Linked DNA regions of Homo sapiens: region 2 is linked to region 1. A link is an interaction called in ENCODE POLR2A ChIA-PET data of the cell type or tissue named here. Cell type or tissue: HepG2. All regions are shown on one strand. Links, peaks and the distances in the headings refer to the core of each region. The heading gives the core; the rest is flanking DNA. Region 1 overlaps HLMR1 (hepatic lncRNA metabolic regulator 1). Region 2 overlaps PCOLCE2 (procollagen C-endopeptidase enhancer 2).

Region 1 (5,387 bases), core at 332-5,331:
AATGGGAACACTGGTGACAGAGTGCAGGGGAAAACACACACTGCCAACTCTTGCCTTGGAGTGGCATTTCTCAGTCTTAACCTCGCAGTATATTCCAAACCCATAAAAGGTCATTTGCCTTCTCTCGCAAGCCTTTAATTCACTTGAGAGATGGGCTTAGACAAAGATAAAGCCCCTGTGAATTGGTAGCCTCGCTTTGGGAAAAGACTTACACAGTAACTAAGGTATTGGATAAACAGACTCTAACAATTTACTTACAGATCTCATAACTATGATTATTGTATTGATCATTTATTCATACACATAATAGCTGCCTTGAATTTCCTTTCAACAGAAAAAGGATCAGTTTCAATATAATTAAAAGTTGGAAATTATTTCCTTAAATTTGGGTATATCAGATTATTAGCTTGTTTTGTTTTTGTAAATCCATGTTTATAGGTAGAAATGGTCATGTCTTTGTGTAATTTATAGAAAAAAGGTATTTTAGCAGAATAGCATTTTTAATATACCGTGTATTAAATATTATCCATTAAATCCTTCAAAATGAAAATTTTGACAAATGATAGTTAAAGAAGTAAACAACACACCCTGAAAAGGCACAGTAATATGTAAATAATTTTTATCTTATAACATCCATTCTATAAGAGAGCATAATTAATTTTATTGATTTACAGTACAGTCAACATTCTTGTAATGTAAAATTTAGCAGGTAGCTTAGACATTAAATTTTAAACTCAGAATCATCATCAATCTTTTATTTAGATCTGATAAGCTTCTGGGGTTGCTCCACAGTGGAATCTTAATATGGTTCTCTCACATAGAATAATTCACCTTCGGAATATTATGTCCTCTTTTCCAAATATGTAAACAAATGTATTACTTATTGTAGTGGAAATAACATACAATTACATTTTTTTCCACTTTTCATTGCAGTAAGGATTATGTTACTTTGACTAACAGCTTATACTTTTTTCTCAGCTTTATTAACTCCAGTCAAGTCCTTAATTTTCATGAATAGAACTGAAAATGCTGTTCTTTTAATCTTCTGAGTTGAATTCTGGGTCATGCAAAGATTAAGTGAAGTGACTCCAAACCTAAAATCCTATAATTACGGAATGTCTGTTTAGATTGGTGCTTGGTCTTCTTTTTCCCTCTTCTAGATTGGGAAGAGAGCTTTCTGAACTGCAAATTAGGAAGGCCTTGGCTTGTTTGTCTGTGGTAAAGCAAACAGATTTGAAGAGGACATCTATTTAGCTACCATTTGTTTTGTTTAATCTGAGATTAGGCCTAGGTTTGCAAAAGAAATCTACTAAATTTAGAGTAAACAGAATTCTTTAAGGCAGCATTGCTTGATGGTATTTTCTTCTTATAGCCTCTTCTGAGTGGTTTGTGATTAAGGGATAAAAAAGTGACTATTTTAAGCTCTGAAAAATGTGAGTACACAGTTTTGGAGGAAATAGAAGGTAAATTGATCAAATAATTTACTAGGGAACCTCAAAATGGTAGCATATGATCTTTAAATGATTTTTTTTTAAACTTGTAATAATTCCTTTGAAGATCTACTGGCTGTTTTTAACCACTGACCATCACCTAAGGGAAGACCATGTGACTCGTTACTATAATGGCCTGCATAAAAAACAAAAACAAAACAAAAAAACCCTCAGGGAAGAGAAGACTTACAACTATGACCTCATTTCTAATTGGACTGTGGTGAAAAAGAAACTAGTCATAGCTGAAACTAGGGGCCAGGAGGGCTGCTTGCCTCTCCTGGGCAACCTGTAGTTGGCGAAACTTTAACTCTACGTATAAAGAGACCATTTTTTACAGCGAGTTTGGGGTAAATTGTGTAAAGTCTCAAAGGGACCTAATACAGGACATTTCCTACATTCCGAATTTGACACTTTAAGGAAGACTGCGATAGGTAATGTGACCTTCCACCTTAGAGATAGTATCATTCATTAATGAAGGGTATTTAGTTTTGTTTTTATAACTCCAATAAATTTAAGAAATGTCTTGGTGGTCCTTGAAAGTGGAAAAACATATTTATATGCCATATTTTTCTTCCTGCTGCTCTGTCTTCTTGGAGAGCCTGCCTGGAGCAACCAGGTAAGTTGAAAGGAGTAAGGACTTGGGGCCAGGCAGCCAGACAGACGTGCGTTCACATTTCAGCATTCACATTCATGAATTCAGTAGTTCAGTAGTTCACTAGTTCAGTCAGAGACTGGATGAGTGTGAGCGTGAAACTTATGCTCCCTGTTTCCCCAGATGTTAAGTGAAATCAATAATAATTACATTGAGGAGATGTGAAAATAATGAAGTAACATATGCAGAGTGCCTAGTTCATAGTAGATGCTTGAAAATGATGCTGTCCTTCCTCTTTCCCTTCTGTCTGCCATCCTTCAGATGGACTCAACGACTCTCTTACCGTCCAGCTCTCAAGTCCCTTCTCTTGTGAAAATGGAAAAGTTGAACTACAGTTGAGATATTATTCCCAGGTGTTCTTTGGAACACAGGGGATTTCTCCAAAAGGCACAGAACAAATTGCCTCCAAACAGCCAAGATTCCAGCAGAAGCTGGAGTAGCAGACTACTTGGATCTTCAAAGTACCTGGCCCTGAGTCAGTTAAGGAAGATCTTTTCTTCTCTTTTGTACAATCCTATGATGAGAGCTGCAAAGTGAACTGACTAAGAGCTTCTGCCTTGATCATTGACCTCCCAATCCTAATAATATGTTCACTGGCCAAACTTCCTAATCGATTTGTCTTTTGGATATAACGTTCCTCCTACTGTTTGCCTGATTGAGAAATCTGCTACAGAACATGACCGGTTAGCATTCCCACCAACCCCAGTGCTACACTGACTGTCTTTCGATGGACTTTGCTCCTTGCTGCCTCTCTGAGGTCCCAGACCTTCAGAGTGACCTTCACAGCTCTGCCTAACTTTCTGTCATACTTCTATCAAGAGAGACAGCTAAATCAATATTTTTAATGTGCTTTGCTGTCGGAATTCGATGATCTGTCACAGTTCTTGCCCAATACACCCCATCATTATTGTTAAAATGTTTTTAGCTTTGTTTGTAGAATTGCTTTAACTGGTTTCATCTCTGGGAGCTACACTTTGAAATATAACTTTAGCAACATTTTACTATACTTTTTCACAACCCAGAGCAGTACTATTTTATGCTTAGTGGTTAAACTAATTCCATAAATCTTTTGCAACTATCCTCTATTCTTTTTCTTGTAATTTTTACCTGGGAAGGTTTTTACTGATAATCATCCTATCCTGAGTCATCCCACAAACCAATCTGTCTCACTAATCATTGCTTCTAACCTACAGACTAAGCATAACTTCTGCTAAATGATCTTTGATAAGATGCTATGACTCTATAAAGTCTTTGATATTCATGTCTAAATTTAATCACTTGTAGATTTTCATAGAATCAATCTTTCACTTCTACAATTGGGAGTATTTATAAGTTGTTTATCTTAAACAGTTCCTCTATCACGCTTTTCACGTTAAATAAAGCAATCCCTTCAAATCAATTTTCTGTCATGTCTAAGATGTTATTATTTCATGGTATGGGTCAGGGGTCTACAGACTTTTTCTGTTAAGACCTAGATAGTAAATATTTTAAGCATTTCAGACCATACAATCTCTGTTGCAACTACTCAGTTCTGCCATTGTAGCACTAAAGCAGCTATAGACAATACATAAATGAGTGAGCATGGCTGTGAGCCAATACAACTTTATTTATGAATGCTGAAATTTGAATGTCAAGTAATTTCATGTGTCATAAAGTATTACTCTTCTTTTTTTTTAACCATTTAAAAATGTAAAAACTATTCTTAGTGTGTGGGCTGTACAAAAGCCGGCAGAGAGCCAGATTTGCCTGGGAGTTATAGTTTTCTGACTACAGTATACTTTATGGCCAGGAGCAGATTCAGGTTTTGTGGGGACTGAGCTCTTTACAATTAGGGGGCCCTCTTTAAGAAAAGGAATGCAAGACCAGGCATGGTGGCTCACGCCTGTAATCCCAGCACTTTGGGAGGCCAAGGTGGGTGGATCACAAGGTCAGGAGATCGAGACCATCCTGGCAAAACAGGGTGAAACCCCATCTCTACTAAAAATACAAAAAAATTAGCTGGGCATGGTGGCGGGCACCTGTAGTCCCAGCTCCTCAGGAGGCTGAGGCAGGAGAATGGCATGAATCTGGGAGGCTGAGCTTGCAGTGAGCCGAGATAGTGCCACTGCACTCCAGTCTGGGTGACAGAGCGAGACTCTGTCTCAAAAAAAAAAAGAAAAGAAAAGAAAAGAAAAGGAATACAAAATTACAAATATAAAATTAGATACGGTGCTTTGGAAGAGACCCATGCAAATGAAAGGCCCTGAAAATTGAGCCTCTTTGGCATCCTGGTGAATCTACTTCTAGTAACACTTGGACAATCTTGCTGCAAGGGTTCCCTGAACTGGCTGATCTTTGGAGTCACCTAACTACAGGTTCCAAAGCCCCAACAGGTTGCCTGAATTAGAATCTCTGAGGATAGAGCCTGGCAATCAGCCGTCTTGTAAAGCTCCCTAGGTAATTGTACTGTGAACCCAGGCTTGGCAACCACTATTTTAGTAACCATTTTATAACATCAAACAAATTCATTTGAACTGGTATCACAAACACACTCATTGCCTTAGTTGTGTTGCTTACCCAGAAATAGGTTTTAACTATTGTTATTGACCCATAGCCTGAATGTTTACTTATCAAGAATACCCTATTGTTCAATGACCTCAACAGAGAATATATAGATAACTTATGCTAGGCCATCTATCCCCTTTCTTTTTAATAAGAGTCAACACATATATAATAAGTTGGGTCTTCACCATTTGGGCTCATTTTAATATTTTTATGTATTAAATTTTATTTTAAAAACTATTGGTAATTTTTAAAAATCTTAAATCTTTGAGTTGGCATACAATTCAGACAATCTATAAAGTAAATAAATGGCTGTTGAAGAACATCTGACACTCATGATACCACAGTTGGGAGAGTCAAGTTTATAAACCTAGACATAAAGGTAGCAGTTGAGTCACTTGTTATTGCCTGATTAATCATCAAATGTATAGAAGACTCTTTTCATATCCCCTTATTATGCAACCTTTGTACTGTTCAAATTTAATATTATTCCCACAATGCTGAGATATCTTCTTGGTCAAAATTGAGTAGTTCTGTCTATAGAGTAGGTAGCATCTATTTTTGGCAAGATAAATGTGAAACAATGTTACTTTTAGTAAACAAATGCCTTGTCATTGCCAGCAATAAAGCTCTAGTGTCAACCAAAAGTTTCATTTTAAGGGTTGAGGAAAACCTATCCCAACTTTTTCAAATTACCTTTTTTA
Region 2 (5,387 bases), core at 286-5,285, 95 kb before region 1:
AAAATTTCAAGTATATACAAAGTAAGTAGAATAATATAATGACCTCCTACATATCCATTACCCAGTTACAATAATAGTCATCATTCTATTATTCTATCTATATTGCCACCCAATCCCCACGACCTGCTTCATTGTTTTTATTATTATTATTTTACAGGTTTTGGGGAGAGAAATTCACATACTCTGAAATGCACAAATCTTAGCTGTACAAATCTGAAAAATGGATATACCTGTGTAAACCACACTCCTATGATGATATAGAATCCATTTCCCACTAAATTTGTGCATCTCTTCCCATCCTGCCAGTTCTCTACACTACTTTTCTGAAAAACTTCCCATTAGATGAGTTTAATTTTAGAGCTCCATATAAATTTGTTTACCCATTCTCCTGCTGATGGGTGGTTTCTAGTCTGGACTATTGTGAATGAAGCTGCTATGAACAGTTTTGTACACATTTGTTTGTACATGTATCTTCATTTCTCTTATATAAATACCCAGGACTGCAACTGCTGGGCCAAGAGTCGATGTAAATATTTAACTTCATAAAAAACTACTGGAACTTTTCTCCAAGTGGTTTTACACCTCTCTCGAGTATGAACACTTCGGTTGCTTTACATCTTTGCTACCACTTGGTGGTGTCAGTTTTTCTAGCCAACATGGTGGGTAAGTAATGGCATCTCACTGTAATTTTAATTTGCATTTCCCTGATGACTAATGAGAGATACTGAGTAGTTTTTCATGCACTTATTGGCCATTCATATTTTCCTCTGTGAAGTGTCCAAGTGTTTTGCCAATTTTTATACTTACTGGAATCTTTACCTTTTTATCGTTGAGTTGTATGAGTTCTTTGTATATTCTGAATACAAGTTCTTCACCAGACATTTTTGTGAATATTTTCTCCCCTTCTGTAGGCTATTTGTATTTGTAACCATGTCTTTTTATAAGTATTAGTTTTAATTTTAATGAAGTTTTGTATTTTTCCTTTTACTTTCAACCAACTTGGTCTTTGTATTTCAAGTGCTTTCTTGTAGACAACATATAGTTGGGTCTGGCTTTTCAATCCATTCTAACAATAACTGTCTTCTAATCAGAGTATTTAATAATTTACATTTAATATATTTATTGATCTTCTTGGATTTAATGTGCCATTTACTACTTTTTTCTATTTGCTTTACCTTTCTTTTATTCCATCTGTTTTTCCTTATAGCCTTCTTTGGGTTAGTTGGATAATTTTAGTATTCTATTTTAATCTTTTGGCTTTTAGTGATAACTCCTGCATTTTTAATGGGTTCTCTAGGGATTATAATATGCATGTTTAAGTTATCAAAATTTACTTAGAGTTAATATTGTACTTCACGTGTTGTATATGTATGTGCAACAGTGTAATTACATTTATGTGTCCATCCTTTGGTTGTCAAACATATTACATCATACACTATATATTCCACAACACAGTGCTAAGGTTTTTTTGTTTTGAACAGATACATGTAAAGAAATTAAGAGAAGAAAAGAAAATAACATATACCCTTTTATATTTACTATTTCCAATGACCTTCATTCCTTCTGTTACTTTCATTTTACAAGGTCATTTACCTCAACCTGAGGAATTCTCTTCAATATTTCTACCAGTGTAAGTATAAAAATGCCTTTCAGAGATTTTTAGTGTTTATCTGAAAATGTCTTCATTTTACTTACATTCTTGAAGGCTGGCTATAGAATAGAGGTTGACAGTTTTATTCCAGCGCTTTAAAAATACTGTGACAGGCCAGGGGCGGTGGCTCACACCTGTAATCCTAACACTTTGGGAGGCCGAGGTGGGCAGATCAACCTGAGGTCAGGAGTTCGAAACCAGCCTGGCCAACATGGTGAAACACCGTCTCTACTAAAAATAGAAAAATTAGCCAGGCATGGTGGCGCATGCCTGTAATCCCAGCTGCTTGAGAGGTTGAGGCACAAAAATCGCTTGAACCTGGGAGGTGGAGGTTGCAGTGGGCCGAGATAGCACCACTGCACTCCAGCCTGGTCAACAAGAGTGAAACTCAGTCTCAAAAAAAATACTATGACACTGCCTTCTGGCTTCCAGTGTTTCTGAGGAAATGGAAGCCATCATTCTTATCACTCTTCTTCTGTATGGAATTTAGTTTCATCTGATTGATTTCAAGATTTTCTCTGTCTTTAAATTTCTGTAATTTAATTATAATGTGCATGGGGGTGCTTCATTTTTATTTGTCCTGTGGAGTTTGTTGACCCTCTTGACTCTATTTTTCTTATTTTCATTATTTATTTTTTAGATGGAATCTCGCTCTGTTGCCCAGGTTGGAGGGCAGTGGCGCAATCTCGGCTCCCTGCAACCTCTGCCTGCAGGTTCAAGCGATTCTCCTGCCTCGGCCTCCCGAGTAGCTGGGATTACATGAGTGCACCACCATGCCTGGCTAATTTTTTTGTATTTTTAGCAGAGACGGGGTGTCACCATGTTGGCCAGGCTGGTCTTGAACTCCTGATCTCAGGTGATCTGCCTGCCTTGGCCTCCCAAAGTGCTGGGATTACAGGCATGAGCCACTACGCTCAGCCCCTCTTGACTCTGTGAGTTGATATTTTTCACTGTATTTGAGCAGAGTCAAGTCATAATATCTTTAAATATTTTTTCACTTTATTATCACTTTCTGGGACAAAAATTACAGATGTTAGACCACTTGATATTGTCTCACTGGTTTCTCGAGCTCTTTTTCTTCAATCTTTTTCCTCCTTTTTCTTCAGATTGAGTAATTTCTATTTAAGTTCACTGACTCTTTTTTTCTGCCATCTCCCATCTACCTGTGAGTACAATAGGTAAATTTTAAAATTTCAGATCCTGTTTCTTTTATCTCTAGAATTATTAATTTATTTTTTAATAGTTCCTGTTTCTCTTCTGAGATTCTCAATTTGTTTATTTATTATGCACATATTTCCCTTTATAAATCCTGAAACAAACATGTAATAGCAGCTTTAAAGTACTTGTTTGCTAATTGCAACATGTGAGTTACCTTGAGATCAGTTCTTATTGACTGCTTTTGTCCTTGAATAGGGACACACTTTTCCTGTTTCATTACATAACTACAGACTGGACATTATGCATGATACATTATACTCTAGATTCTGTTGTGTTCTGATAAAAATAATTTTGTTCTAGCAGGCATTTAACTTGGCTAGACTCAAACTTAAAGTCTGTTTCCCTGGCAGCAGGCAGCAGCTGTAATCTCTTTTCAGTTCTTTCATTTTTCAGCTGATGCTTTTGTGCCAGGCCAACTGGGCTCTCCTCCACATATGTAGAGTTTAGCTGTCAGACAAAGATTTCAGTAGATTTTATACGAATATTTTGTGCCTCAATTCTGTAACTCCCTGCCTGGATTTCCTCCCCAACATTCTGGCTGCTCTTTCAGCCCCAGATTCTGTCCTCTGACCTTTCAAGTAAAAATGTTGCACTACAGTCCAATCCAAAAGCAGATTATGGACTGCTCTTGGGTAAAAGGCTGAAAACATACAAATATTGCCCACTGCAGTGATCTTTCAAAAGTAGAGATTTCTACGCTTGGGAGCTCACTATATCTCATATATCTGTGTGTGTGTATATATATATTTGTTGTTGTTTGAGACAGGGTCTCAACAACACCCAGGCTGCAGCACAGTGGCATGATCACGGTCACTGCAGCAGTGACCTCCCTGGGCTCAGGTGATTCTCCTACCTCAGCCTCCCAAGTAGCTGGGACAACAGGTGTGTGCCACCACACCCAGATAATTTTTGTATTTTTTGTAGAGATGGGGTTTCACCATTTTGCCCAGGCTGGTCTTGAATTTCTGAGCTCAAGAGATCCACCTGCCCTTGGTCCCCCAGTGTTGGGATTACAGGCATGAGCCACCATGCCTGGGCTCCACTTTTATTTTTTAAAAGCTATTGTATAAGTACTCAAATAAAAGCAAGCACACATAGAAAGGTATGGGAACCACTGGCCATGGCTATTTCTGGAGAATGGACTATGGAGTGGTGAAGGGGTGTGTTTGCATATTTGCATGTGTGCTTATGTATGTAAGCTCCACATTTTTACTCTATGAATTTCTATACTTGATTTACAAGAATGCATGTGGACTTAAATTAAAAGGCTGATTTTTTGTATTGGTCTCATCATGGTTTGATGGCATTCACTAGCTCTTTGAGAACCACTCTTAAGCTTTAAAGGAGTAAATAAACATCAAGTGCCAAGAACAGTGAACCAACATTACTGTTGTTATTGCCATTATGTGGAAACAGTACCTCTTTCGTTTGGTTCAGCAGCGGAGAACATGGCCATGAAGCCATTGCCAGCTGTGTTGGCATCAGAAATCATCTGCACCATCATCTTGTTGCCACTGGACACAAGGGCTCCAGGCCGGAAAGTGCCACAGAAGCGGCCAATGCGCTGGCCATTGGCATGGCCATTGTACACATCCACAAAGTCATAGCGGCACAGGTTGTCACTCTCGAGGTCTATGAATCGGAAATTGAGAACGACTACTTTTCCTTCGGGAACCTGCCAAGAAAAGCGCCAATTAGAAAACTGTCATGAAAACAATATCTGAGGCTTTGACATCTAGTCACTTACTTAAGTGTGTAAAGTATAATATCCAAGATAATGCTTTTTCCTCTCTCATATCTGAACTAACCCAAGGGAAGTTTTCTAGCATATTGCATTCCTAAAAAATTTAAGTACTTATTTTCTTTTGACAAATTCTGCAATTCTCCAGGATTCACAATCTTATTCCTTAAGAACTTACCTCAACAAAGCTGCAAAATATTAGGTCAGTATTATTAATAGATGAGTCATTGCTTAGAATGAATACCAGTCCTGATTGGACCTTAGCATATATTTGCATATTCTAATACCTAGAGATATTGCTTAGCAAAGAAACATTTAAAAATATCATTTCTTGGCCAGGCACAGTGGCTCACATCTGTAATCCCAGCACTTTGGGAGGCCGAGGTGGGCGGATCACAAGGTCAGGAGATCGAGACCATCCTGGCTAACACAGTGAAACCCCGTCTCTACTAAAAATACAAAAGATTAGCCGGGTGTGGTGGGGGGCGCCTGTAGTCCCAGCTACTCGGGAGGCTGAGGCAGGAGAATGGCGTGAACCCGGGAGGCGGAGCTTGCAGTGAGCCGAGATCGCGCCACTGCACTCCAGCCTGGGTGACAGAGCGAGACTCCACCTCAAAAAAAAAAAAATCATTTCTTACAAATAATACAGTAGGACGCATTCAATGCCTGTGTATAGAATGTTTCTATGAAGTTCAAAATAGAGGATTTATTTGGCAATTGTGTAGTTAATTTACAGATAATTCATTTTGGGTCCTGAAACATCCAGATGAACTACCG

What was found. ChIA-PET counts read pairs that join two places held together with the same protein. Peaks named below come from ENCODE experiments on the same cell type or tissue, not always from the same donor. Only the 100,000 strongest peaks of a DNase experiment are listed, where the experiment ranks them.
Region 2: POLR2A ChIA-PET joins it to region 1 with 5 read pairs; 2 of 35 experiments call an interaction of 5 or more read pairs at or near these places.

The regions. Positions count from the first base shown.
Region 1 is chr3:142,938,996-142,944,382 of GRCh38, forward strand. HLMR1 (hepatic lncRNA metabolic regulator 1) reads left to right here. Exons shown (of 5, transcript NR_038455.1): 5 at 2,404-3,541. Among named protein-coding and RNA genes, the nearest start is that of HLMR1, 15 kb to the left of the region's middle. In HepG2, for the core only: no CTCF peak of the experiment used is centred there; DNase peaks (open chromatin) are centred at 1,216 and 2,866.
Region 2 is chr3:142,843,929-142,849,315 of GRCh38, forward strand. It overlaps PCOLCE2 (procollagen C-endopeptidase enhancer 2), which reads right to left. Exons shown (of 9, transcript NM_013363.4): 3 at 4,289-4,544. Among named protein-coding and RNA genes, the nearest start is that of PCOLCE2, 42 kb to the right of the region's middle. In HepG2, for the core only: a CTCF peak has its summit at 629; a DNase peak (open chromatin) is centred at 3,043.